2 separate regions of the Mus musculus genome follow, and region 2 is linked to region 1. The links are chromatin loops, found by intact Hi-C in ENCODE. Cell type or tissue: heart. All regions are shown on one strand. Links, peaks and the distances in the headings refer to the core of each region. The heading gives the core; the rest is flanking DNA. Region 1 overlaps Tmem164 (transmembrane protein 164). Region 2 has its middle 48 kb from the start of Rtl9.

The links. Peaks named below come from ENCODE experiments on the same cell type or tissue, not always from the same donor. Only the 100,000 strongest peaks of a DNase experiment are listed, where the experiment ranks them.
Region 2: a loop joins it to region 1, with 6 times the contacts of the local background. A loop is called at or near these places in 41 of 42 quality-filtered maps.

The regions. Positions count from the first base shown.
Region 1 is chrX:142,815,142-142,827,347 of GRCm38, reverse strand. All of the region lies in intron 5 of Tmem164 (transmembrane protein 164), which reads right to left. Among named protein-coding and RNA genes, the nearest start is that of Mir652, 82 kb to the right of the region's middle. In heart, for the core only: CTCF peaks have their summits at 5,366 (motif pointing left) and 8,854 (motif pointing left); no DNase peak of the experiment used is centred there; H3K27ac peaks cover 602 bases.
Region 2 is chrX:143,045,625-143,057,830 of GRCm38, reverse strand. No RefSeq gene overlaps it. Among named protein-coding and RNA genes, the nearest start is that of Rtl9, 48 kb to the left of the region's middle. In heart, for the core only: a CTCF peak has its summit at 6,125 (motif pointing right); no DNase peak of the experiment used is centred there.

The DNA of each region.
Region 1 (12,206 bases), core at 2,085-10,084:
AGGATATCCTTCTCTGGGCGGGGGCAGGGGGGAGGGACAGCAAAGTCAAGACAAATATTCCACGAAGTTCAGAAACGTGCATGCCACTGGTGCTCTTGGCTATGACAGTTTCAGGGAAGGAGCTTTGGAGGAGCAAAGTGACAAAACAAGGCAGTAAATTCTGGGAAAAGGTGTCAGGCTATAAAGCCACATAGAAACAATGAGCCAAAGCCCTTGCCCTCTTGGTCTTGTCTCTGGATGCCCTGAGCAGCCCCTTTTATGGTTTGGTTTGGTTTCTTCTGTTTCTGAGACAGGATCTTGTAAGGCAAGGCTGATCTTTCTGGCAGAAAATCCCCTGGTCTCAGCCTCCCAAGGGCTGGGATTATAGGTGTGCACCACACCTGACTTGGGAACTTTTGTTTTTACCCAATGAACCTGTCCCTCTAGAGTCACCTGCTGCCTCAGCAGCCCTCTAAGGTCTCCTTTCCCTAACCCCATGGGGCCATGCTCGATAGAGCGGTGCTCATTTGCTTGCTTTTCATTGCTCTTTCCAGACTGCTAACCCCTAACCGCTGCCAGTGTGATACCCAGTACTTCTGCCTTCCGCCATCAACTACAGATGATGAACAGTGGCCCTTTCGCTCTGAAAATGTTGCTACCTGGCTTGGTGCCACTCTGTCAAACCTTTGCCTTCCTAATTCTTGCTCACTGCTCCGGGTCCCTGGAAGAATCCTCCGGGATCCACTCAATTCCATGGTCTTGTCTCCATGACCACACTTCAGTCATTCACTTTCACGGGCAAGCCTGAGACCCTGTGAGTAGGAACAGCTACATCCTCTCTCTGAGCTCAAAGACAAACATTTCCCCTTTAGCCATCACTGTCTTCCCTTCCCGATCACTTCTTCGAACCATGACTCCACCTGGTCTTTGACACCAAAAGAATCAACATTCTCCCTTCCTCCCTCGCCCTCTCCCTCTCTCTTATATTTAAGAGAGTTTCTCTGTATAACAGCACTGGCTGTCCTGGAATTCTCTTTGTAGACCAGGCTGACTTCGAACGTACAGAGATCTGCCTGCCTTTGCCTCCCAAAGTGCTAGGATTCCAGCCCTTCTTTCCTTTCTTAAATCCCATGTCCTGCTATTCTGATTATCTTCCTTGACACCTTTGTCTCCTCTCACTATGGCTAGAAAAAAACAAATCCTCTGCCCTGGTTAAATTCACCCTCTGTCTTCCCTTGCCTGTCCCTACCTAGCTTAGCATGGCTGGAGAAAAACAGCGGCACTGACTACCCTCATGCCCAATTTGTCATCACAGACCTGAAGTGCATCTTTCATGTTGCCAGGCAATCACACTATATTCCCCTGCCCATTCACTCTCTCGCTTTCTGAGGTCACAATTTAATATCCTCTCCTCTCTTCTCGAACCTCTAATACTTTCCTCCTGGCTTCACTGTCAAACAATGACCTGGGTACTTCCTGCTTCGCCTAGAAAAAGAGAATTACACAAAACACCCTGAGCCCTCACAAGCACATTTAATAAACACCCACACATTAACACTTGCCAGTTTTGCTCTGCCTTCATCTCTGCAACCCAGAAGAATCATGAAGAGAGGGTCTCAGTCAAGGCCAGACTTTCCTTTTGGGACCCTGATACTATTCCATCTACCTACCACTCCACAATTCTTTCTCTTACAACACTTGCTTCCTCTTTCCTACTGGATAAGTCTGGTGACCATGAAAACAAACTAAATGTAGAGATTGCTCTCATTTGAAAACAAGCACTTGACAGCTCCTGAGAGCTCCCAGTAACTGCTTGTCTCTCCATTAAAACAAAGATAGAATATCTTTACAACAAATATAGCATTGGCTATATCTGGCCTGGCCAAAGTGGTTGCTCCTAGTCACGTGTCACCCAGAGCTCCTAATATAGCTAATATAGCTAGTTTGAATTGAGCTGTGCTCTTGGTACAAAGTATATCTACTAAAATAGCCCAGCCATAATTTTATATTGGTTATTCTGAATGGTAGTTTTTTGGATAAACTATATATAATAAGGTATATTTCTAATATTAGTTCCACCTGTTTGTCTTTGTATTTTTAGTGTGAATATGAACACCTGAAATTATATACTTAACTCACATATTTTTATTAAATACTCTGCTCTATTTTCCTTATCCCAAATTTGTCTCTTCTTGCTCTCTGTGAAACCCACTTATATCAGGTTTTAGCCAAGGGGACTACCTCAACAGGGAAAATTCAATAGGAGGTTTGATGTGTACTTGGGTCCTGGGGATTGCCCTCTTTGAAATACTACTCAGAGGTCCACATGCCAGTAACAGCTGGGTGAACAGAGAGGACCAACCATTTCAGGGTCCCAGCTGGGTCCAGAAGAATGTCTTGGTCATTTCAAGCTGTTTTAACAAACATCACAGATCAGACATCTTAAACAACAAAAATTATTTTCATTTTTTTATTTTCTATTTTGGAAGGCTAAGAAGTCCACAGTCAAAGTATTAGGTGGTTGCTTTCTTATAGATACCACCTTCTTGCTATGTCTCCCTCACATGACAGACAAGAGGGCAGGGGTGCCAGTTCAAGGTCTGCTCTCTAACAGGGGCATAAATTCCATTATGAAAGAATATCTTCTTGCTTCATCTAACCCTAACTACATCACAAAGACCCAAATCTGACACAGCATCACATTGTGGGGCACAGCTTCAATCTACAAATGATCTTAGATGATCAGTCCATAAACAACAGGCCAATGGGCTCCCACATTGCAAGAACAAATTCGAAGTCACTAAGTCTTAGGGATGGTATTACCTAACATTACTTAACTGAAACAATACCCTCCCACACACACACACAAACACACCAAACCACCACCACCACCACCACCACCACCACAACAACAACAACAGCAAAGCAATACACAAGCCCCAAAGCCTTTATGGTTATTTTAGTAAATGGCCATTCATTTCATTAAGCAGGTCAAAAAGGTTAAACTCACTCTTGACCCTTTCTTCTTTTTCTTTCTCATCCTATACTTGATTCTATCCACAAACGGTTGGCTGGCCCTTTAACACAGACTCAGAACCCAACACCTGTTTCCTATCTGTACTGCATCCCGGTTTGAGCCACCATCATCTGCCCCCTAATTTATTATGGAAAGCAAGCAAGCAACCCTTTAAAACTTTACATTAGACTCATTGGCCTTCCCCTCCTCCAACGACCTCTCAACCACCTATCTTAGCTAGTTTTGGTGCGGTTATCATCTTTAACCTCATGTCCGACTAGTTTCCCCTCCTTCCTCTGGCACCACAGTGCTTTATACCTAGTTGCTGGAATAATCTGAAAACACTTCTGCCTCATGGCCATTACACTTGTTATATCCCCAGCTTGCCATATCGTTCCCATAGAGATCAAAGGGCTTGCTTTTTTTGCCAGTTAGCCTTTGCTCAAATGTCACATTGTCAGTGAAACCTTTCCTTTAAATGAGGCCATTGCATTCAAAAGAGCAGCCCTCCGTGCCCAGGCGGCAGCATCACATACTTTTCCTTTGTAAGATCGCCTCTTGCATCACACTTAACATTTAAGTACCCTATGTAGCATTTCTCTATTTCTTTCCTGTCCATCTCCTCCCACATGGATGTGCTGTCCATGAAAGCGAGGATACTGACTGGGTTTGCTCTTTGTGTTTCGGTCTCGGCAGCTACTACACGGCCAGACAGCAAGTGGGGATTTCAAAAATATCTGTTGAAAGAATGGCATGTGCAAGCCAGCGTGCCGAACTGAAGTACTTCATATAGTCTACCTCTTCATTAGACTTGTGGGATAGAGACAGAGTAGGGGTGGGGGCCAGTTCAACAATACAGCATCCTACTTTATATATGGTCTGGAGAATCACAGATCATGCTGGGACTGAATTAAAATGGAGGCTGAGTGATTCGGGTGGTCTGGGGAGAGTAGGTCAGAGCCTCTGCATTTCTCGACAGCTCCCTCTGACTTCTGAGGCTCAGAGTACCCTTTGATCAGCAAGTTTGTAAACTGAAAGGGAAGGCAGAAGTAGGGAGACCGTGGAGGAAGCTACAACAAGAGCTGGAGCAGGGGTGATCTAATCTGAACTCAGAGAGTCTAGTACAGACGGATCAGAAGGGATCGGGAGGTAAAACTGGCAGGTTTTCATTACCGGCTAAATGGAAGTTGGGGCTGTGAAGACTCAGGAGCCCCTGACTGACTTTCGATCTCTGTCTCAGAGACGCTGAACCGAACGAAGTGCTACTTAAACCTAACACACCACTATAAAGCCCTGTTAGGCACTGCGCACAAACTGAGTCCCTGGTGAGTGAGCTGTGAGCAAGGGGAGGCCAACTCCTGGATCATTTGAGGCTTAATGTTCATTCTGTCTCAGCCATTCTGAGGGTGGAGATTCAATCTTCCACAGCACAGGACTCCTTGCATGGCTGATTACAACACAGTTTTCTGGACACCAGCCTACAGTTTTGAATTCAGTCGGTCTGAGAAGTGGCCTCCAATCTGGAATCGGAGGACCCGCATTGTTAGCAGGTTCCCTGGTTCAGGTGATGCTGCTGATATCCGAGCTACACTGTCCCGGAGGAAGCTGTACGAAATGCAGGCAGGTTCTTAGGACCTGCTTCCTGGGACTCAAACCCTGGAGGTAGGGGTGGATCCCACAATTCCTACTTAAGTAACAAGCACCTTAGGGTGATGTAAAATGTGGGGTTTGTGACAAGACTGGAGGTCCACTGACGTAGGGAGAACCCTGGAGCCTGAAGCTCTAGTGGAGAAAATCACCAGTAAAGGAACAAATAATTTAGCCAGGTGGGAACCTGCAAGGTGATAAAACTATGGCAGAAAACCCGTGACTTAAGCTTTTCCCACAAAACCCCAGTGGCATCCTTCTTAGTAGGGAAAAGCCAATGGCCTTCGGAGACTCTCCTATCTGCTCTACTGTGTAAGTCTCAGCCCTTGGTCACAATTTACATCCCTCCATTTGGCTCCCCACTCCAATTCACCGCCAACTCAATCCTAATGCTAAGACCTTTCCCAGAACCTTAACCTTTGCCAGCCAGGATGGGCCACTGAGGTGAAGGACCTTAGGGTCAATGTCAAGGCAAACAAAGAGCTTTGGTTCTATTGGGTCCTGAAACCACCCAGCAGAGGGGCTGTGCCTCAATTCTCAGGTTGATAACGAAACTGGAAACTGGAAGCCAATGGGGAAGTAGCTTTTCCAGATCACAGGACACCAGGGTTCTTAAACCCCAGTCTCCAGAAATGGACCCAAGGGCTGCTGAATTGTTAACACCTGAAAAGAACAGAAAGACCCTGTCTGATAATTCTGAAGCTAGAGCGCCCTCTAGTGTACACAAGAGAGATTTCCTGCAGCCTGGAGACCAGGCAAAGAGGGGCCAGCAACCAGGGGGATATTTAGAAAAAGACACCTCTTATTTTCTACATTTATGTTTGAAAAACATAGAGTAAAGAACGAAGAATTATAAAAGGTATCAAAGTTAAAAGAAATTATCAAATTATCTCTATTGTTTTGTAACCTAGGTATGTTTCTTTATAAATGCATGCATGCTGTAAGGTTTATCAGCAAATCTGACAAATCACCCTAATTTCAAAGCGCTGATGAGCACTGGCAGTATATGGAGGGGTCTGCAGCTGTTTTGATGTAACAGGCAGCAGACTGTGTTGGCCAGTGGCAACCAAGTCACAGACATAGTTAACAGAGCAGACACCTAGTGCTTGGCAGGGGCAACAGGGTGTCTGTGCCTTTCAAGATCCCACTCTTGCAGGTCGCACGTCACCACTGCTCTCCTCAGGGTCACCATGAACTTCACCCTAGATAGCAGCCCTCCTTTTGACACTGTCTTCTTTCCTAACAGCATTCAGGGGGGGGATTTCAACATCCGCGTGGGTGCCTCTTCCAGAGCCCTCACTTTGTGGCATCTTGACCCTCCACAGGTCTGCTGGACCTTGTTTCTCACAGCCTGCCATCTGTCATCACACTTACGGGCTCCACCTCCGAGAGGAAAATCTGACCACAACCTCCAAAGGGTTCAGCTTTCATGTCCTCATCCTTATAGTGTATGGGCTCCTAGACCTCCTTATAAACTACCAACTCCCTTGTTGCCCTTAATGCACACACACACACACACACACACACACACGTACACACACACACACACACACGTACACACACACACACACACACTCACAATACCTACTTGTTCCTCTGCTCTCTCCAGACCTCCCTTCTGTTCAGCCCAGCTTGGACTCTTTTGACCTTAGCCTCTGGCACCAGCCCTTAAGTTTGGCCTAGTGGACAGAAGGGACTTTTCATCCGTCTCCTTACAGAACTACAGTCGGTAATTCCCAAGGCATCCCATGCTAACGGTGGGAGCGGAAGAAACCATGGACACTCAACTGTATTGGGTGAGTAGGCAGGGCCTTTGTACACTGGCAAGCAGAAGCCATCCCCATAATACCGAACAACTAACCCACCACTGCCTATGCACCAGGCACTATTGAAAACGCTCTACACGACGATGCACGTACTGCATCGTTACAACCCTGCAACGGAAGAAGGAATTTGATGCGGGCCATATTCCTTTGAAGTGCTCCCAGATTGCACGGCCTGTCCACAGGAAACTAGCCTCTGAGATGGGCAAAGCAGAGAGCCCAAGCAGCAAGTTCAACAGGAGCTGGAGAGCCAGGCAAGAGGAGCATCTGGCCCTGGGGAGTACAGAGAAGTTAAGGAACTTGACTGCTCACACAACTGCCATGGAATAGAAACAAAACTTGAAAACAGGCCATCTAACTACCCAGTGCACAGCATGCGCCTCTATCATGCGCATATCAGTACAGACAGCCTTTGGACAAACAGACCTGTATACCTTCTCTCTACTCAGTGCCTTCTCAGTGCCTCTGCCAGGACAGGGAGGAAGACAGGACCTGCTATAGCTAGAACCACCTTCCATTCTCTGGCTGCTCTTCCAGGGGACCCAGGTTTCCAGTACCCATCTGCCTGTAATTCTAGTAACAGAGGATCCAATGCCCTCTTCTGGACTCCACAGGTACTTGGCATGCAAAACACCTATATACACAAAAATAATAAAATAATATCATGTATACAAAATAAAAATCATTTTTGAAAGAGTTCTGAGATAGCTCAGTTGGTAAGATGGCCTTACAAACCCATATGCAAAAAAACAAAACAAAACAGGTGTTTACTGTTCTGCTAAAGGAATATAGCAATAAGAGGATTCCCAGAGATATTCTGCTATACTCAGAGGTCAGTGCCTTGCTCAGCCATCATCAGAGAAGCCTCCACCTGCAGCAGATGGGAACGAATACAGAGACCCACAGCTGGACAATGTGAGAAGAATGAGCGACTTTAGAACACTCAGTCCTAAATGAGATGTTTCCAGCAAATCCCCCCTCTCCTTAAGTGGCTTAGGGAACTCTAAAGAAGAGGGAGCCTTTCTCAAAAAACAAAGTGGATGGCACCTAAGGAACAACACTAGAGCCTGACCTCTGGCCTGTACACACATCCATTGTATATATGCACCTGCTCACTCATGTACACGTGAACACACGCACAAAACAATTTTATGGGCGGTGCTCAAAAAACCTAGACTCCTCTTCCATTTTCGATGCCTAGTCCTCTTGTCACTGTCATTTCCAGTGCACCATCTCAGCAGTGTCAAAACCTCGCACTTCACCGACCCCTGTTTCTCAATACCATCAACACTCTCTCACACTACTGCCCTTGTTGTGGGGTTTGAATGGAGCCAGTCCCGGGGAGAGGAGACAATGGGAGGAAGGGAGGAAAAGGAGAGCCGAGGAGAGGAAAACGGGAGTGCTGTGAAGGGAAACCTCTTCCGTTGGTTTTTCGATGCTCACAGACCCTCACCCCGCACTCTTCTCCAGAGACCTGATCTTGCAGCACTTCTCAGATCACATGTGGTTTAGCTACTGCTAGCCAAGTGAAATTTCTACTGGTTTTGCTTCAGGACAACTCAGCTGTCCTCCTGTTGCTCCAACCCTTCCCACAATCTCCCGACAGCATTTTCTTCTTTGTCCACCTTCTCAGGGTTGCTTTATCCCAAGGGTTCCACGCCCTGGTTCCCCTCCCACCTCTCCCCAGGCTACCTAGCTTCCCTGGAACACCTCATCCATTACAAAGCTTCTACCACTACTTCTATAGCAACAGCACTGTAGTCAACCCCTTCCCAGAATTCCCTGAACAGTTCTAGAACTTTCTTTCCTGCTGTCTTCTAGACAACTCAGCCTGAATAGGTTAGAAGGAATTACTCAAGCTCGACCATGTCCTTTCTGCTACAGGTTGAACATGTATCCCCTAAATTCGTGTTGAAACCTCACTGTGAATGTGATGGTTCGAGAAGGTGGGGCATTACAGGGTAGAGTCCTTATAAATGAGATCAGCACACTTATAAAATGGGTCAAAAGGGACCTGTTCATCTGTGGCACATGCATGGATGTGTGGATGCAGACAGCGGTACCCATGAAGAAACGGGCCCTCACCAGATTGCTAATACCTGGATCTTGGGCTTCCCTGCCTCCAGAATGGTATTTTTGTTACAGCACTCAGAAAAAAATAAGTCACTTCCTAAAAATATGCCTTCTCTGTTAGTGGCCCTGTCACCTATACCCAAATCCTAGAAGACTCATTGACGTCACTGTCACTCTTGCTCCCACAGCATCTCAAGTATAAAAAAAATTATTAACTTAATCAATGTTTATTATTCATTTAGTGATTTAAAACAAATAAACAAATAGCCAAACTTGTCATAGCTCCTGAGATTAAAAATGTGTGACTGCTGCCACCTGGTGGTGAAACACAGATAGACATCGCCTCGCTGGGGCGATGGCTACCATCAAAGCACACAGTAAAAAGGCACTTAAAGGTAAGTGTGCTTTCCAGTCGCCTCAGGGCGAGGCATCTCTGGAACAAAAGGCTAAATTATAAAGCTAAATTATAAAGGGGTGGGGAGAGCCTGGAGTCCATAGGGTTATAGGGGAACGTGTGTGTGTGTGTGTGTGTGGCAAGGAGGGTGGGTGGGTGGAGAACAGCAGATCAGTTGCTTTCAAAGGACTAAGTGTAATGGGTCAGAGTCCGAGTAATGGGAAAGAAGATGGAGCCATGCAAGGTCAGATTGTAAGTGAGCTTTCATGTGGTGTGAAGGAATGGGCATGGACAGAATCCAATGTGAGAGTTACACGCAGTGGACAAAATCCGATCAGAGCTGCTTGCTCTGATGATCTGGTGAACAGACAGGATGGTTGACAGGAAGGGTATGGGAGAAGCCAGGATGCAAGTGAGAGAACGAAGTAGCCCCCATGTTAGAGGATGAGAAACTCCACTAGGCTGAAGGATGGAGGTGGGGAGGAAGGGCCAAAAAGGGGCTAGCACTGTAGAGGAGCTGGAAGTCAGAACTTCTGAACTGGTAAGTGGGGAACACGAAGCAATGGAGGGGGCTGAAGTGGAGGGCAATGGGGGACAAGGAAGGAGAACAAGTTAGAAGGGCTCTGAAAAGAAGGAATTTGATGCGGGCCATATTCCTTTGAAGTGCTCTCAGATTTCACTGCCTGTCCACAGGAAAGTAGCCTCCAAGATGGGCAAAGCAGAGGGGCCCAAGCAACAAGTTCTACAGGAGCTGGAGGAGCATCTGGCCCTGGGGAGAAATCAGCATCTCAAAGAAGGGAGCAGAAGCTGCTAAATCCACAGCTAATCATGCAATCTGTCCCTGCAGGGGTTTGTGGCTTTAGAATTGATCAAGGCTAAATCCTCACGGCCCCGGAGCCCACAGTCTAGTAAAGAGACACATATATAAATTCATGAGAGGCAAGAGAATTAGTGGTGAATAATAATCGCTATAGTAAGGAGACACCATGCATGCACAGGGGTGGGGGTGGGGTGGGGGGGTGGTAAGGACTTGTCATGCTCATGACAATCAGGAAGGTAGGTCCTAGTACTACCCTAGCTTGCATGTGACCAAGACAAAGAGACCTCAACGCACTAGCTCCTATGTCATAGGCCTGTAGCAGTTGGCATAACTATTCCTCCCTCTCAGAATGAGTGTGTGTGTGTGTATGTGTGTGTGTCCCCACAGATAAGTAAGGGAGGATAGCTACATGTTTATATATCACTATGGAGTAGGAAAAGACTTCTTAACACAACCCAGAATCCAGGAACCAATGAATTAGAGGCAGATAAATGTAAATTACAAAGAAAATTTGCATGATCAAAACCACAGTCGAAAGACAAATTATACACACACACAGAAAGAGAGAGAGAGAGAGAGAGAGAGAGAGAGATGTCTAGGCAGAGCTAGAAGGAAACTCATTATGTGCCCATAGATGACCCTGACATCCTTATCCTTCTGTCTCCACCACCCCAAGTGCCAGGATTATAAACCTGTGCTACCACATCTGGTTTTTATGGCACTGACGATAGAAGCCAGGGCTTCATATATTGGTAGGTCAAGCCCTATCAGTTGAGCTATATCCACAGGCTTGAATAAAATTTTAAGCATAAGACTTTGAGAGTTACAAAAGAAACCAATCATATTAAAATCTAATTATTGAAATATTCTTGACTAGCAAATATGCATGTCAAAGTTGAGGCACGGATAAATACGAATGCATTTTTGAGCTACCTGCAGCAACAGTAATATACGAGGAGATCAGTGATTTTACATTAAGGGAAAATACGCTTGACTACTGTAGAAACTGTAGTTTGTTGTTGATATTCAATAACTGACTGAAACACCTCACTTTCCTTACAGTTAATGCGGATGATTATACTTTTTCTTTTCTTTCAAAGTTGTTGGCCCCAGGCGGTTTAGATTCTCATAAGTCGTACATGTGGGGATTAAATGAGATCAAGATTCTTTAAGTCAAAGGAAAAAGGAAAAAAAAATGTGCCGCACATAGATGGTAAAAGTTGGCTTAGAAGATGCAGCTCCTATTCCATGTATGTGTCTGTGCATGAACACAGTCTGAGCAGAGCTTTCACTCATCCACTCTGTGCTCAAACCAACAACAAAAAGGAAACCCCCTGGGCTCCAGGGGCTGCTGGCTACCAAGACGCCAAAAGACGCCTGCTAGGCAGCCCACCAGGAGGAGGGCAGCAGGAGGGAAAGAGGGACCTCTTCCATGGAGAAGGCCATAGCTGAGGGGAGTTTAGAGAATATTGTCCAGGCCAAGGGCTGACAGGGAAATGACTAGTCAGAGCAGAAGCTGCAGGGCTGGAAGCACATGCAGAGATGGGAACTGGAAGCTCGGGTACCACAAAGGATTCCCTTATCAGCAAGATGTTACACAGCAAGGAAGGGACTAAAACAAATGGGGATGGAGCAAAGTCACAGGCTGGGTTACACGGGGTCTTTTGGGCCACTGGCTATAAGGAGAACCACTGTAAGTTCCTAAATAGGGAAATACTTTAAAAGTATTTAGTACTTTAGAATCTAGTGGAATGGGGCTGTTAAGGTGAATGGAAAACCACAAGGAGCCAACTGCCACCACTGAACGTGATGACTGCCAAAGCTGGACCCCTTGGGAGTGGCTCTAGAGATAACAGTTTGAAATTATTTTAATAATAGCTATTATTTATTAGCCCCTTACTAAACCTAATTTAAGACATTATCAAAGGAAAAAAAACCACAAGTGTATACAAGGTTTGATGCTACCTACAGGCACCCACCTGGAGAGCCTTGGACTGTATCCCCCCCACAGATAAATACTGGAGGATTACTGTGTTTATATAGCACCGTGGAGGGAGAAAGGACTTCTTAACACAACTCAAAATCCAGGAGCCAAGGAATTAAAGACACATACAGTTAAATTACAAAAAAAAAAAAAATCTGCATAAATAAGACCATAAAGTTCAAAGACAATTCTGGGGGCCATGTCTGCTAACCTGCTAACCCCTAATATCCACATGTAAAGGAGCTACTGCAACCCCATCTGAAGACAGAAGAGAAACATGAGCACTGAGGAGACGCATGGAGTTCAAAGACTGGGGAAGCAGATATAATCCGCCACATCTGTAAGAAGGTTCTGGGAGTATGGCTTAGTGGGGAAGTGCATGCCGCACATCAGTCGTGGGCTCTGTCTCGAGCACGGAAAGACAGGCAGACGAGAAACATGTCTCTAAAGTGCTCGGCTGCATTCCAAGT
Region 2 (12,206 bases), core at 1,517-9,516, 230 kb before region 1:
GTAGCCCTGGCTGTCCTGGAACTCACTCTGTAGACCAGGCTGGCCTCGAACTCAGAAACCCACCTGCCTCTGCCTCCCAAGTGCTGGGATTAAAGGCGTGCGCCACCATGCATGGCCATTTTGGTTATTTCGATTTTATGTCTGTTTACAAGTAATCTTTTAGTGAGCAAGCAATACTTAACATGGAGAATTTTGACAGTATGACATTTCCATCTGGAAGTTGTTCTTATTCAGATGTGCACCACGCGTACGTGGGTGTGCTTGTTGTTACCACATCCTCACAAAGCCTAGGCTTTTGCAACTTTTTTTTTTAATTTGGCCCATTTGAAAGATGAAAATGGCATGTCAATCACCTTGACGCTGTCTTAATTTGCATCTCTTAATTATTAGTGTTTTACGTACCTTTTCAAATGGCATAAAAATTTTTTGTGTGTTTTTATTTTTGCTGTGTTTTTTTTTTTTTTAGTATACTGCTAGTAGATTGCGTATCGGTATTACAATAATCTACAAGAGCTCTCTCATCCATTCCCTCAACACTCCTTTCTCAAATACCAGGCACTATCCTAGCACAAGGACTATGGTAGTGGCGAAGTGAAATCTCATCCTTCATGAAGTCGATTTGAATGTATGGGAAGTAGATAATAAGCAAGCAAATAATCACCTGTGCAATTTCACATCGCTGTAGATGGGCTAAAGGAAAGAGGGCACTTCTTGTAATAGAGCTCTCACAAATAATATTGACAGGACTGACTCACCATAGTTTCACTGTGGTTTTCAATACAACCTGTGTGAAAGTCATACACATTCTACAGAAACCTAGAAGCCATCTTTCCAACTTTGAATGGGAATCTTTTCTTGGGCTAGTGATACACTGCTCCCTACTCTGTCACAATGCTGGGCAGCAGCAGGTTCCCCAGTCAGGTATATGATGGTGAGTGGCACAACTGGTACTCTCCAGTGTACTGGGTTGTTAAGCAATGATGCTCGGTGTGATAAGTATATCCACTGCATTTTCTATTGATGATGTGTTCAATTTATAAAGGGTTTAAGAGGCTATAACGCCATCATAACTTGGTATCCCAATGACTAGCCTGCCTCTTATACTCTGCTCGATCCTTTGGTTTTTGGTTTTTGTTTGTTTGTTTGTTTGTTTGTTTTTGTTTTGTTTTTGTTTTTGACTTAGCCATACCAAAGTTGTAAGATATTTTTTTTCATTTCAGTGCAATTAGGGGGCAGTTTATTGGGCTTACACTTTCAGATCATAGTCATCATTGAAGGAACTCAAGACAGGAACTCAGACAAGAGCAGAAACCTGGAGACAGGAGCTGATGACGAGGCCACAAAGGGGTGCTGCTTACTGACTTGTTCCTCATGCCTTGCTCAGCCTGAGAACCCAGGACCCATCAGCTTAGGGATGGCACCACCCACCAAGGGCTGCACTCTCTACTCCTGAACACCAATGAGAAAATGCCTTAAAGCTGGATCTCATGGAGGCATTTCCTCACCTGAGGCTCCTCCCTCTCTTATGCCCAGTTGATACACAAAACCAGGCAGTACAACTGACCCCTTGTCAACTTGACACACAAACACATCACTCTTAAGCCACAACCTTTCCTTTTTATTTATCCCCAAGATCTCACATTAAAAACATAGATAATTTAAAAGTCCTACAGTCTTTACAAATTCAAACACATTAATATTTTAGTCCCCTTAGAATAGCCAATTTCTTTTAAAATCAGAAGGCTTTTAAAACTCATAGTCTGTCCATTGTGACCTCCAGTAAAATAAAAATAAAACCAATCACTTTCTTACTTCAAGAGCGAAAATTCAGGGCACAGTCACAATGAAAGCAAAGCAAAATCAAATTCCAACTGTCCAATGTCTGGGATCCACACATGACCTTCTGGTCTCTGTCATAGGCGTCACTTCTCCAGCTCTGCCCTCTGTAGCACTCTAAGCTCAGGTTGATCCACTCCACTGCCGCTTCTGTTCTTGGTGATCATCCCATGGTACTGGCATCTCCAGTATGCTGGGTTCTTCTGCTGCAACTAGGCTTCACCAATAGCCTCTCATAGGCTCTCTGCATGTTGCCAAGCCTCAACTTCTTTGCATGATCCCTTCAGTCCTGGGCTGTCAACTACAACTGAGGCTGCACCTTCACCAGTGGCCTTCCATAACCTCTCACAGGCCAAGCCTCAGCTGTTCTTCATGACCCTTTCACGCTTTCAAAGCCAGTACCACCCGGGTGACTCTTACACATTACCAAGTCCAGCCGCAGCACGAGGTACAACCTTGGCTATCTCTGGAACACAGCTTATTTGTGCTTCCAGAAAACACTTCCCAGAAGATTTCACCTCAGTGATGCTGGTCTCTTCATAATCACTGCTAATTTCTTAGCTCTAGCCAACCAGCATCAAGTATCAGTGCAATTTTATAACTACTAAGTCCTCTCATTCCTCATATCTTTATCCTTATTTCAAAAATTATCATCTTTTCCTCTATTTTTTTTTACTACTGGTGCCATCATTTTGTGGTTATTGGTTTTATGATACATATTTTTAAGTTGTTGAATTTCTACATAATAAATCTCTGTCATTATCTTTTCTTTGCAACTCCTGAAGTTTCTTTGCTGAATTTGCTGGAACTGTGTACTTCAAAATACTTAAATATTCTCCTATGCTTTTGCTTTTTAGCTTCTAAAATTTTGATATTTTATAATCTAATTTGATATTTGGTCTTTTAAAGTCCCCTTTTGAGACTGCTTTTATGTATCTCAGACTGTCCTCAAACTCAGCCCTCCTCTGATTTTTGTTTGGTAGGGGTGACACTATGCATTTAATCTAAGGCCCCTCACCTGATAATAAGAAAGATTGATTTTTTAATTCTTTGGTCTAGCTGGAAATTATTTTAGGATAAAGAATGAAATATAGAGGCCAGGCAGTAGTGGTGCACACCTTTAATCCCTGCACTTGGGAGGCAGAGACAGGTGTATCTCTGTGAGTTCTAGGCCAGCCTGGTCTACAGAGTGAGTTCCAGGACAGCCAGAGCTACACAAAGAAACCCTGTTTCAAAAAAAAAAAAAAAAAGGAGGAGAAAGAGGAAGAAAAAGAATGCAATACAAACTCAGCTCTCTTTTTGAATGCTGGAGTGGTTGCTACAGTAAATGATGCCAAGGACAAAATGACAAATCCTTTCCCACAGACATGGTACGTGTGAGGCCCCGGAACTTTGCATGGGACTATCAAATCAGTGGTGACAGAAGTGTTCACAGACGCCAACATCCTTCACTCCGTGACATTGCCATATGAATGTATATAACTGTTAGGGCTCTATCACTTGATGCCCTTGAACTTCAACATTCCCTGCTCGCCCTTGCCTGCCACACACCATGATTCATTAGCAGCCATTACACCTTTCCTTTGCACTGAGACCTGGCATCTCTCCTGAAGAGCAAGAAGTTCAGTGAATCAAAAGACAAAACACAAAAAGGAGACACCCATGGATCCCTGTTGAAATGTGTCACATTGAGGCAACGTAGGTCACCGAAGTATGGGGTTAGAGTGGCTAGAGCAGCTTTGTGGGTACCACAATAGCACATGTCTAGTCTAAAGAAAGAAATGTTGCACTGTTTGCCTTCAGTGGCTGATAGGGCATCTGCCATGCTAAGGGCCTTTCACGGAGCTGCCTGGAATGATGTCAAAGAGATAAGTTGGGGGCTTCAGAGGCTGCAAGGACTTGTCCCAAGGTCTCAGTTAGAAGAGGCCTAGGATCCAAGAGATTTTCTTTTCTTAGAGTGTTTTTTTTTTCATTTTTTACATTTATTTTAGTGTGTGGGGGGGGAGGGAGGGAGAGGGAGAGAGTAGGAGACTGAGGGAGATGGGGGGGGGCAGAGTCAGAGGATAAGTTGAGGCAATCAGTTCTCCTCTTTCACCTGTTGGTCCCACAGATCAAATGCAGCTGAACAGGCTTGAAGACACCCAAAGGTTTATCTTGAAATTACCAGTGCTCGTAACCATGGCTTGGTTGTCCCTTACATTTGATAGCGCCAAGGCACCCATCTGGTTACACATTTCTGGAGGATGTAGGCATCTTCATGTCACCTACCCGGAGGAGAGGCACCCACACCAGGGATCCCAAGGGCAACAAGGAAAGGGAACTGGGACTTGAAATCATTCAGGCTCCTTGAAACAGCGCTCTTAAGCTCACACTTTGTCTCGGTTCCCGGGAGGTTCTCAGCTGAATGCTTAAACAAAAGAGGTGTCTGAGCGCCTCCATCATTTCACTCAGCTTTCCATGTAAAAACACAGCCAGACATGTCAGTAAGTATTTGCTCCACCATCCCCAGCTGATATGTTGCTGCTTCTCTCCCAGTCGCTGAAGTCAATTTATTGCTTATAGTAAGGTAGAGCGACTTTGATCATCTCTTCAATCCTCCAACTGCAGGCAGAGTGGGCAGCAGCTTCTACCCAGAACCTGAAGGTCCTTCATCCCGCTTAATGGTGTCTTATTGAAGTGCCACAGCGATCATAGAAAGAGACCTGAAGGATGGACTGGAGATGCAGCTCATGAGTAGAGTATTTGTCTAGCATACCCAAGACCCTGATCTTTCACCCTAAGCCCAAAGATGAAGAGACATGGAGGGAAGAGGAAGAAAAGAAGAGAAAAAAAGAAGGAGGGAGGGAGGGAGGGAGGGAGGGAGGGAAGGAAGGAAGGAAGGAAGGAAGGAAGGAAGGAAGGAAGGAAGGAAAGAAGGAAAGAAGGAAAGAAGGAAAGAAAGAAGGAAAGAAGGAAAGAAGGAAAATGGGAGGGACAGAGGGAGTTCAGAGTCAATGCTATGATCTCATTCCAAAAAGGGTGACTGATGAGGAAGGTCAAGGCTGTGAAACAGCAGGAATGACAATGGGAGCTGGAAGGACTGGCTCTTTTGGAGGACCAAACTGAGCTGAGGACCTACTAGGGTCATAGAAAGTTGACACATTGAAAAGACAGAACTTGATGCCCCTGTCCCTGGAGTCTCCTCAACCGTGGCCTAAATGAAACAATGGAAAGGGATTTAGCTGAACAGGGAAGTACCTTTAGCCAAGTCATCAGTGTCTGAGGCCTCCGAGGCCTGCTAGCGGCCTGTCAGCATAACTATCCCTCTATCCACCACTGGCACCATTTGAGCTCAGTCTCTTGACCCCAGTACAGCTTGAGATAACGGGACTGTACGATCCACTGAGCTTTGGCATCAGGATAGTCTAGCAACGAGGAAACATCTGCATTAGGATCTTTCTTCTGATGTCCAGAATCCTGCCTGGCTCTATGATCCACATCTCAGGATATGTCTGGATGTTCCCACCATGATGATGGTCTAGACCCGTGCTTGAGGCCACGCTAGTTAGTCCTCATCCTTTTGCCCACTATTTACCATGCATCTCCTCCAGCCCAGTCCTCGGTTAACTAGGCCAAGCCAAAGCAGAGCAGCCACAATCCCAGCCCCAGAAAGCCAACAAGTAGTTCTGACCCTTACTGGCATCGCTACCCCACCCCACTCACACACACACACACACACACAAATAAAAACCCAAACCCTCATGTAAATTTGTTTCATTCCATCTCTGTCCCCAAATTAAATATATAGCTGTTATACTCTACCCTCAAGTTCAAAGACACAAATGAGGATCCACAGAAAGAGGAAATGAAAGCAACCCATAAGAAAATACTGTGTTTGGCATATAAATGCTTGCACAATCAATCCCACATAGAAAGACTGAATGACAAGGACAGAAGTGTGTGCTTTTACATTAAATCCCGGTGGATGTGGCTGCAAACACAAATGAGTAGAGGTATGTTGTATTGATAGCTCTCATTGCCAAACAGCACAACTGTTGACAGGACCGTTGTCTGAAAACGGATGACTCAAGGTCAACCTGGGGCAAACAGTCCCTTATTCCATCTCTTCATAATCTTTGCACTAACACAAAAACCCTTTGTGGTTCTGTAAAAAAAAGCAGTTGAGGTAACATGATTATAAATTGGATTTTCACATCAGTGGAAATCTACTCAAAACCCATGTGAGATGTTGACTATTTTTTGGTCATTTCTGAGACATTAAATACCCTCATGTAGTTTCCAAAGATCCCTCTAGGGGGCAGTATTGTCTCAGTTGAGAGCCAGTGTAGCAGTTCACTTCTGGGAGGATAGGGCCTTTACCTGGTTCTGGCCAGGCTCCCACCCTATCCTCCTCTGTCTGGAGTTCAGTCCTTGTTTATCCTTGTATCTAATGAGATTCCTAAGCTCCAGCACTTCCAATGGTTGCTCCTTCCATCACAGCCTTCTGGGTTGCACTCTGGTTGCTAGTCTCTGAAACACCCTATTGAAGTCAGCCTCTATAGCTATTATCCGGCCCAGTGCCAAGAGGTGCCCTTCACTTTCCACTTGAACCTTTGACCACCTGTACCACCACTGCCTCCAGACTCCCAACCTGTTGAGAATCAGTAGAACAAATGCAGCCACAAGGTTTGAACTTGTGCCTCACTTCTGTAGCTAGGATCTGAAATAACAGTCAATCCCCTTCTGAAAATACCAAAACAGAGTGTAATCCACTCTTGGCTGTTTCTTCTACCAGCTCCACATCACAAAACCCCTTAACTGAGAAAGCGGCCCAGCTCCTTGCAGGGCATTATAGTCAAGAGTATTTGCCTGCCAGAAAGAAAATGGTGGCTCACACCTTTAATCCTAGCACTAGAGAGGCAGAGGCATCAGAGGTATCTCTGAGTTTGAGACCAGAGTGAGTTCCAGGACAGCCAGGGCTACAGAGTGAAGCCTGTGTGTGTGTGTGAGTGTGTGTGTGTGTGTGTGTGTGTGTGTGTGTGTGTGTGAGAGAGAGAGAGAGAGAGAGAGAGAGAGAGACAGAGAGACAGAGAGACAGAGAGACAGAGAGAGCAAACAAAACAAGAATATTTGCCTGAGAATCGGATGGGGGAGGTGTTGTAGTTCTGGGTCTATCTGATGCTGCTTAGAGAGTTTCATTTGCTAATTTGGAAAATAATGATATAAAATGCTTCATACAGTGTATAGACAATCTCCAACACACGCCCCACCACCACCCCTCACAGTTGTTCTGATTCTGGGAAGCAAATGGTATGTGCTAAAATCTGGCAGACTTGACCTGCCTGCCCCGCCTTGTACATTTTCATATGATGTCTAGACCGAGACTGAAGTTTTTAATGACACTGACCAAGATGCATCCACACCCTGGTTTAAAATACCACACAATCAGAAATGCTGGATTGGTAAGCTCTTCACCCAGCCATCAAGACTTAAACAAAGAAACAAACAAACAAACAATCCTGTTTCGTTCCATAAAGCAATTCTGAGATGTAGCCATCAAGCAGGCTGGAGGCGTACAGTTAACTAGGAACTATCCTTAAACGAAACCCCTCCTTCTCTATAGAATTCAAGACATGTCTGCAGAGAGGACTGAGGTTGGCTGCGTTGTTAATCACCACAAGCGGTGTCTGTGCAGTGCCAGAGCTTTTGTAAGAAAGGGGAAAACACCATCAATCATCCAGGTGCCGAAGAAAGTGGTCGGCTCCCGTGCGGACACAATATTAAAAAGTCATCCTCAGTACAGCAACTAGATTGAGGCAACAGACACCTTTAAGGTCCTAACCTGCCTGCTTGGCATCAAGAAAGGGTCTTGAAAAAAAAACCCAGAAACAATTGACCAGGACGGCCACACATTCATCAGTCAGTCGATATTTATTGAGCATGTACTATGTACCTGACACTCTGAGGGATGTAGAAAGCAGAAGAGTACAACATTGACGACAGCCTTCCCATGAAGAACTCACTGTCCAGTGGATGGGACAGGAGGAAGGAGGGGGAAAAAAAATCTCAGTTCAAAGCAGTAGAAAAAAAAAACTCAATCCAAAGCAATGGAAAGTTGTTCAGCTCATGCTTTTAGTTGCTGTATTTACAATCTCATAAAGTCAAGCAGGCCAGATGTTCTGCTATTTGGTAAGAGGAAAAACACAGTCAGGTTTATTATGGTGACTGACTTCTCAAGGACTTACACAGCGTGATTCCAGGACCAGGTTATTTTTTGACATTAGGAGGATCACTTACATTTCCTAGCTGCTTAGCATGGGTCGGGATGCCCACCCTCTCTGAACCAGTTCCCCCCTGTGAACACAGAAGACAGTAATGACCCCTTCTTTAAAGGACTGTCATGGTGGTTAAAAGAGATGTCCTACGGTTACTCCTGGAGGTGCATGGCTGTGATTCCAACATTCAGGCCAAAGGCAGGAGTTGATGGCCAGCCTCAGCAGCACTGAGAGGCTGAGGCAGCGAGTACGCCTCATGTAAATCCCTCGGCATGGAGCTGACTGCAAGCCAATGTTTTGTAAAACTTAGATTCCCATAATCATTAAAGGACAAAAAAAATGACCATCGTTAGCATTGACTGAAAATATCCAGAGCCTCTGAAAGCAAATTCTTCCCTTTCATACTAGCAATAGGGGCAAGGATCCTCCCTCTGTGGAGTACCAGTGTTCCTGGGGACCTTCCAGTGGAGCCCAGTAAAATGGCAAGGCACAGGAAGTGTCTATTCCCTATCCCATAGGTTAAGCTGGGTTTCTGCTGCCAATCTTTTGCCCTTTCACTACTGTGGCCCCTCGCTGTGAGCTCCTGTGCCTCAATTTCAATCTTATTCCTCCCTTTACACGTTCCCTCTGCAGTTCCCGTGTCCTACATTGTCTTTCCCGGGGGATTAGCTCAGGAAAGGCTAGAGAAATTATAATGTGACCTTTTCAAAATGAATGACCTGTATTAAGAGGAAAAACACACACACACAGCACCTTGAGAAAAATGCACGTACATAAAACCTCACAAAAGGCTCTGACTCACAGTTAAGATAAGCAGAGTGAATAGATTTTCCATTGTAATGGCAAAGACTTATCTCCAGATCCACATCAGAGTGTTCCGATAGTTCCCACCCCAGAAGGAAATGCTTGGGGCTGCTATGAGAAGTAAGGGTAATTCCAACACCTTGCAGATGACGGGATTGTGCTCCCTAAAGTGCTGCCGCATGCGTTTTGTTGTTTTCTTGGATAGTGATATAATACATTTTGCCTCTGAGTCAAATGTTTTGACTTCTGCCAAAAAAAAAAAAGAGGAAGAAAGAGAGAGAGAGAGAGAGAGAAAGAAAGAAAGAAAGAAAGAAAGAAAGAAAGAAAGAAAGAAAGAAAGAAAGAAAGAAAGGAAGGAAGGAAGGAAGGAAGGAAGGAAGGAAGGAAGGAAGGAAGGAAGGAAGCAAGCAAGCAAGCAAGCATGACTTACAGGAAGTCTAAGAGGCCTAATTAGTGAGGAGTTTCACTTAATCCAGTGGTTTTGCAGCAACCCTGATGGACTAAGGCTCACACCTGCAGTTAATAAGAACTAAGTCATCAGAAGTGGCCTTTAAGGGCTACGTGAGAGTGGGTGAGGGACTGATGTGTATACATAGGGCTGGTTCTCCTGAGATAAAAATAACAGGCTGATGTGCTCGAATTACCTATAATATGGTGTGGTGGGCTTTGGTGATGGTGATGGTGGGTTCTTTTTGGTTTTGTTGTTGTGGTTGTTTCATTCAGGATCCCATTGCAAGTGTTACCTATTGCTTTCAGCTTTCTGGAATTAATAGTGTCTTACAATCAGACAGTGCTCTTTTCCCTTCCTACTGCCAGTCAGCATGCTCAGGAGAAAGTCATTCATGGCCTTATGGGCTTACCCCCTAAGTGTATTTTTTAAAGGCAATGCTTCTTAGGCCAGACAAAGTGCAACTGAAAAGCGCTGTGATTAAAGATGTGAGCCCCGACAGCCTGGCTTCATTCGTCATTCGACTATATACGCCAGGCTGTGGTGGACCTCCCAGGGTAAATGGGAGAGAGCCACAGACCTGATCATCATCAGAAGAAAGGGGTATGTGTGCTATAACTGAAAGAACTCAAAATGCGTGCGCTTGTTCCAAGGAGACTGTGTGGTACAGCATATAGTATGTACCTTCTCTAGTAGAGTCTGAAGTAACCCAGGCATCAAATACCTAGGTATTTCTCGAGCAAAAATACAGAAGTGTTCACCCAGGGTGGGATTAACAAAGAGCATCCGGAGTCTCATACCAGCTCAAGTGCGGCTGCCAAATGAGTTTGTCATCAACTTATAAAGGCTCTCATTTGTTCAGGACCCTTTTAAGTTTGGAATCACAGATACGGGCCTGGGAATGCTGGACAGCTGCAGTATGTGGGTAGAGTATGTCCCTCTAAATGCCTCTAATGTACACCAGCTCTGCTGCCTCTGCAACCCAGAGTGTGCTCTGTCTCTCTCTGTCTCTCTATGTGTATCTGTCTGTCTCTTTCGCTGTGTCTGTCTCTCTATCTCTTTCTCTGTCTCTCATGTGTGTGTATGTGTGTCTCTGTCTTTGTCTGTACATGTGCGCATACACATGTGTGTATATGCAAGTGCACACTCGCGCGCGCGCGCACACACACACACACACTTGTATGTGTGTCTGTCTGTCTGTGTCAAACAAAGGAATGCCATCCCTGCCCACATGTCTCAAAGGAATAAGCCCTTTTGTAATCAAACTCTCCAATTAGTAGGTTGTGTTGTCAAATGATTTCAAACATTTTGTCCTAGATTTCCTAGGAACACATTTGTGAACTTTCCAGAATAAACACCTTCATGTGGGACTTCTCAATGGGATAGAATCACTATGTTTCTGTGAGAGACTTCATGTCTCTGGCCTTTAGTGTTCTGCAAAAAGCTGAGGGTCGAGAGAGCCTGGTCCCCCTCTCTCACACAGCGTCCAGAAGATGACAGGGCCTATGAGGTGATAAGAAAAAAAAAGGCTGAAAACCCCACATGGAGGGTCAGCACCTTCTGGTTATCAGGACTGGGGGACACCCAGTTACCCTCTACTGGCTGGGCAGCTTCACAAAGGGACAACTTCCCTGGTGGGGAAACACCTAGTCAACTCAGCCACACCCTCGGAAGTTGTTTGTTTTCTGAGAAAAAGGACGCTTTCTATAGGGTTGGTCTTCTACTAAGAAGACTCCTATGAAGCATCATTTTCTTCTCCCACCTACCCCCCACCCCATCTCCTCCATCTCTGAGCTTAAACAAACCGAAGCAATCTGTTCAACCTTAGCCTCATGCAAAAGCTCGTCTTCTTTCCCCTTAGGCCCAGTCTCCTGCTCCGCCCTCCAGGAATCTGAGCCCACATCATTTGAGGATGAGCTCAGTCTAGAACCACTCCCTTCCTCCCTCCGAGGCCTGCCTTCCCAGCCCCAGTAATTCCAAAGCACACATCTGTTGCAACACAAAGGGCCCACCCTAGGCAAAACTGAGCTGGGGACACGGTCTTTAGTCTGCTGATTTCCCACACCCCCGCACCCCACCCCTGATCGCACTGCCTTCTTCTTCCTTGGGGAGCCAACTCCCTGGAACCTTTCCCTCCCTTCTCGCTGCCAGGAAAGGCTGTGATAAAGGAATTTTCAGTGTGATATAAATAATAACATTGCGTTACAGAGGCACCCCTGCCAGACCACCCCTTGCAATCGAATTCAAATGAATTGTATAGTGATGATGGAGTTCCTGGCATCCTTTACAACTTAAAAAAAAAAGATATTTGTAGATTGGATGTCTTTCTGGTGTCCTCTGGGTTATAGATGGAGGGCCACCAAGTCATCTCTAGCCTTCTTGATGTAAGATGAACCATGGGAACAGTCCTCAGAGGAATGGAGCCTGTTTTCAGAATACAAACCAGGTTCTAAAGTCAGACATCTGGACAGATTATCTGGAATGGGGATGGACCTGGAAAGACTGGATATACAGATGCCAAGGGCCTGATGTACTGGAAGGGAAGGAAGACGAGACTTAAAGCAAGGATGTGCTGGTGGGGGGAAAAAACGAAGTGAGGGAAGCAGCATCGAGCGAGAGAAATGTGGATGTCAGTAGGGGGAAGCAGATGGCGAGTAACAATGGCTTGGAGAGAATCGTGAACTTTTCCGTGTTCGTTTTATACTCCAGTTTTGCAGCTGTGTTATTTCATAGCCTCTCCCACAGCTGCTCAATGAGCTGAGAATTCTTATCAAATCGATTTTATTTATATATTTGTTTTGGTTGCTTTGAGATAGGGTTACAGGACGTGTCCCAGATTGGCCTTGGAGCTGCGTGACCCTCTT